2 separate regions of the Homo sapiens genome follow, and region 1 is linked to region 2. Evidence: read pairs that join two places in POLR2A ChIA-PET (ENCODE). Cell type or tissue: GM12878. All regions are shown on one strand.

What was found. Peaks named below come from ENCODE experiments on the same cell type or tissue, not always from the same donor. Only the 100,000 strongest peaks of a DNase experiment are listed, where the experiment ranks them.
Region 1: POLR2A ChIA-PET joins it to region 2 with 6 read pairs; 1 of 35 experiments calls an interaction of 5 or more read pairs at or near these places.

The regions. Positions count from the first base shown.
Region 1 is chr17:27,461,570-27,464,069 of GRCh38, forward strand. The region is part of intron 1 of KSR1 (kinase suppressor of ras 1); the gene reads left to right. Among named protein-coding and RNA genes, the nearest start is that of KSR1, 6.4 kb to the left of the region's middle. RefSeq lists an enhancer at 1-669 and a silencer at 1,874-2,168. In GM12878, no CTCF peak of the experiment used is centred here; no DNase peak of the experiment used is centred here; H3K4me3 peaks cover 2,296 bases; H3K27ac peaks cover 2,136 bases.
Region 2 is chr17:27,216,676-27,219,175 of GRCh38, forward strand. No RefSeq gene overlaps it. Among named protein-coding and RNA genes, the nearest start is that of MIR4522, 76 kb to the right of the region's middle. RefSeq lists enhancers at 1,006-1,355, 2,444-2,493. In GM12878, no CTCF peak of the experiment used is centred here; DNase peaks (open chromatin) are centred at 367 and 1,136; H3K27ac peaks cover 2,500 bases.

The DNA of each region.
Region 1 (2,500 bases), 240 kb after region 2:
GAGCTGGGGCTCTGGCCCTTTTTTGTGTCCACTTTCACCCGGGTAACTTTTTCCCTGGTGAAACCTACCTCCCAAATGTTTCTTAGAGGCAGCCTGGAGGGAGACCCGCAGTGGCTGTGAGCCTGGGGAGGGCTGGGTGGTGCTGGAGAGAGGTCTTATCAGATCTGGAGGTGTGGTTTGCTGCCTGCAGCTATGGGAATGCCTTCTTCCACGTCAGGGTTGTTTCCTCTTCTTGGAGTGGTCTGGGCTGCCTCAAAATCCAGGAAAGTGCGCCGCAGGTATTCTACTCCTGCCCGCTGGGTGTGTCTGGAGATGGACCATGCGGAGACGCTGGCCCACGGTGGCAGTGTCTGCAATGCCGGGGAGAAGCAGCAAAGCCTGTGGCCAAGTCTCTCTAAGCTATGCCTTTTTAAAAGGCCATCCTTTCAGAAGAGGCTGGTTGAGATCTCTTTTTTATGTTTAATTCAAAGGGAAAGCTGCATAGGTGCCTTTGGGGTTAGGGGAATGATCTTGGAGTAGAGAGGGCAGACACAGATGAAGAACGTGCTTGATCACCTGTTCTATGTTGAGCACTCCACTAGGCTCTCGGCATATGTTGCACCTTAACATTCACAATGATGCTATGAGGCCTTATCCTGATGTTGCAGATGAGGGAATTGCAGCTCAGAGGGATGGAGAGACTGTCTTAGCAGGTGGTTGAACCCAGGTTGACTGGTCTTGAGAACTTATGTTCAGAACTCCACAGCTGTTGCTGTGGCGGGGAGATTCTGTGCAGGGCCATGGTTGCTGAGACCAAGGAAATGGCCAATAATAAAAAGGGCTGGGCCGAGGGCATTCCGTGGCTCAACTCTAGATGTTTGGGCTTCCTGGTGGCCACCCAGGCTGTGCAGCCTCAGGGTTCGGGCATGGGTCTGCTTCCCTAATGTCCAGGCTAGCACATCCTCAAAGACAGGACTCTCAGCACCATGATGCAGCCCGCTCTACGCTTGTCTCATTCTGAGAAAGGAGAAGCTGCCTAGAGATCAGTTTACTCATAATTTTTTAAATGGCTACCTGTCTTATTCTTTCTGAACAGTTCCTCTGATAAACAGTGTATTCTTTAACTTTCTACTTTTAATTAAAATATTTACAAAATACATAATGATATATGTTCACTATAAAAAAGAAAGTACTAGATGTACAACAGTGAAAATCACCCATAATGCCACCTCTCAGAGTTAATTCCAGTGCACATTTTGTTGTATATTCTTCCTGCATTTGCATATAAATGTACATGTGTATATTTGTGGCACATACCATGTGCATTGCCTTGTAAATGTCTTCTGTCTGTATCAGCACATATACATATGCATCAGCACTATTAGTGGCTGCATTGTGTGGTCATACCACAAATTCATCTAACCGGTTTCCCTGTGTGGGCCATTCAGGCTGTTTCCAAGTCTTGCTTTTATAAATGGTGCTGCAACGAGTATCTTCCTACAAGTGAGATTTGCTGGGTCAAAGTATATGAATACATTTAATATCTGTCCTCGTCTTTAATATCTTTATGGCATCATAACTCCCCCTCTCCTAAGCAGGAATGGCAGCCTTCATACATTTATCCATTTGCCACTGCATCTGTAATCACACTGACGGCCAAGAGTTTAAAAGGAGGCTGGGCCTGGGTGCGGTGGCTCATGCCTGTAATCCCAGCACCTTGAGAGGCTGAGGCTGGTGGATAGCTTGAGTCTAGGAGTTCGAAACCAGCCTGGGCAACATGGTAAACCCCGTCTCTACAAGAAATAGAAAATTAGCCATGCATGGTGGCACGCTCCTGTAGTTCTAGCTACTCAGGAGGCTGAGGTGGAGGTTGCAGTGACCTGAGATTGCATCATTGCACTCCAGCCTGGATGACAGAGAAAAAAAAAAAAAAAAAGAGGCTGGACATGGTCCTCTGGCTGAGATTCTGGGATAAGTGTCAGGAACTATGGCTTCTAGTTTTGTGGTTGCTTGTGTCTGAGGTTCTGGGCTATGTGTCAGGCATTGTGGCTTCTAGTTTTTGTGGTTACCTGCAGCAAAGGGGGGCCCCCTGGGCTGACCAATTAGAAGAAGGCCTTTTCCTTGCTCCAAGATAGCGGAGGGAGGGGCTGGATTTCAGGTCTCCCTGTCCAGAGACTGATCAGCTTTGGTAGTACATAATCATATGGTGAGGTCTTGATCACTTGAGGCTCATGAAAGTCACTTTAACTGCATTCTTGGTTGCATCCCTAACTACAAATACTGATCACAGTGCTATTTGGGGTGCCTGGCTTTGGGGATGATTTAGTAGAGTTGTGGGTTCCTAGGGCTACAAAGGGTCTTGGAATTTCCATGTGGTCCAGCCCTCTCATCTTGCAGGTGAGGAAACTGAAGGCCTGAGGGAGAACTGACTTGCCAGGAACCCCTGTTAAGCAGAATTAACAAAGGGTGGTTATTAAAGGAGCACTGAGTTGGGAGTCAGACCTGGAGGCCCACACCCTTG
Region 2 (2,500 bases):
CCCAGCTAATTTTTTTTGTTTTTTGAGACAGGGTCTCACTCTGTCACCCAGGCTGGAGTGCAGTGGTGTGATCTCAGCTCACTGCCTCCTGGAACTCCCAGGCTCAGGTGATCCTCCCACCTCGGACTTCCAGGTAGCTAGGACTACAGGTGCACACCACCACATCTGGCTAATTTTTTGTAGAGATGGGGTTTTGCCATGTTGCCCTGGCTGGTCTCAAATTCCTGGACTCCAGCAATCTGCCCACCTCAGCTTCCCAAAGTGCTGGGATTACAGGCATGAGTCACCGCACCCAGCCCCTCACAGTTAATTTTTAAATTTAGTAGTTCTCTTTTACAGATGAGGAAATGAAACTCAGTCATGATAAAGGAACAGGTGAAAGGTCACCCAGCTAGTGAGTGGCAGAGACAAGACTTGAACTCAAGCCTGTCTCACTATGGAGCCTGTATTCTCATGCACTGTGTATAGTGCATTCCAGACTGTATTCATCTTGGTATCCCTATAGCACCTGAAAATCAGCATTATACTATGCCTTCCAAACATGTGTATATAGTCAATTATTGGTTGCAAGCAGCAGAAAACAACTCTGATTATTGTAAACAGAAAAGAGATTACAAGGCCACTTTGAATTTATAAGAAGCAACAAACAGATTATAAAAATGAAGATAGGGACAGGGTGTACAGTATAGTGACTATGACTAATAAAAATGTACTGTATATTTTAAATTTGCCTTCACGCACATGCACACATGTACACACAGAAAGGTAACTATATGGGCAAAAAAAAAAAAAAAAAAAAAAGATACAGAGGCCCAAGAAGCAGAATACAAGATAATCATCTTTGAGCAGGAACAATCCTACCAGGATGCCTTGGCCAAATCCTTCCAGTGCACATGGATTCTAACTTTCCATTCATCTTTGCCTCACACCACACATTTATTCCAAATATAAAGTCTAGGGTGACAGCATCTGATTGGCCAGCCCTTCATTTGCCTTTGTGCTAACTAAAAGCGTGTTGGGGAAGAGGTTAGTCTCTAGACCTTCCTACTTCCCTAGAGGGAGGCGTAGCTTGCTGTGACTGACGCAGTGGGAATTTCCCCCAGATAGAGGGAAGGCATAGATGCTAGGCTGCCACAAACATTGACAAATGTCCACCACAACAGGTGTGCATTAACTCAGGCCTACCACAATCCCTGAATTGCAATTTATGTCACATTTTAGTCCCCTTGCTGATACTAGAGAAACCCCAGAAGCATGATTACAAGTCATCATTTAGCATAGTTTAAGCACGTGATTCATTTTCATTTTTATTTTAGAAGGTGGCATTTTCTGACCCACCTTGGAGATGCGCCCTTTGAGGAGCCTGCAGCCTCCTGCACCTGAAGAAAGTGGCCCACTCATGAAAACGCCCAGGCTCCCAGTTGGGGAGAACCATCTCCACCAGAGGGGGATCCAGATCCAGTGGAGAAGAATTTTTTTTATTGTTTTTAGATAAACTGTCTTCAAATAGTGCAGCACGGGCACTTCCTGCCTCGATGGAAATTCAGCACACTTCCTGCTGCTCACCTGCCCCATCTGTGTTTATCTTCTGCCTCAATCATGTGAAGGCCAAATGGGTGGCATGAGTGCAACTGGGCCAGCTGTGGCTGGGGGCAGCAACAGCTCCATGTTTTGAGGCCAGATGGAGGCTGCTTTGGTCTAGGAGGTGGAGGGGAGCCAGTGGCTGCTTCAGGCCTCCCTGTGTGGAGTGCTTGGAGCTGGAAGTAGAAGCAGGGCCCAACTGGGGGCTCCATTGGATGAAGCACACCATCCCATCCAAAAGCCTGCTCCCAATGTCCTCACTGAGCTCTCTTTGTTTCTTTCTGTTTCTTCTATATGTATACATATCAAATATGTGTGTGTGTGTGTGTCTATGTATGTGTGTGAAACAGAAAGAAGCAAAGAGTCCTTTGCACTTTATCAAAGGTACTCTACTAATTCCTTTACACTTTTATCAAAGATATTCACTTGTCAGGGACACTAGAGCAGTGTCCAGGCTGCATGTAACATCAGCTGGGAAGCTTTTATAAATTAAAACAACTATAAAATAGTTGCAGGCATTTTCAAGTTTTTATTAAGCCTCATAAAAACTTGAAAATGTCTATAAGACACCTACACTACAGGTCTCCATGGCTCTCTGCAAAACATGACCAAGCTCAAAAAGACACACAAGGTTAGAAGACACCACAGATTTGGCAACAGCCCATGATCCTTGGGTTTATCTCCCCTCAGAGTGGCTCCTTAAAGTGACACTGGCACTTTTCTGAAACGCTTTCCTGCAGGTTCTTGAGCACACTCTAATGGAAGCTCTCTCTCAGAATTATGCACATGAGAGTGTCATTGTAGAATGCTTTTTAGCATATCCACCACAGGTATAATGAAACACAGGCTACATACTGATAAAATGGAAGGACCAAATGAAACAAGCCTATTCATACACATTTCTGTGTCTCTTTGCATC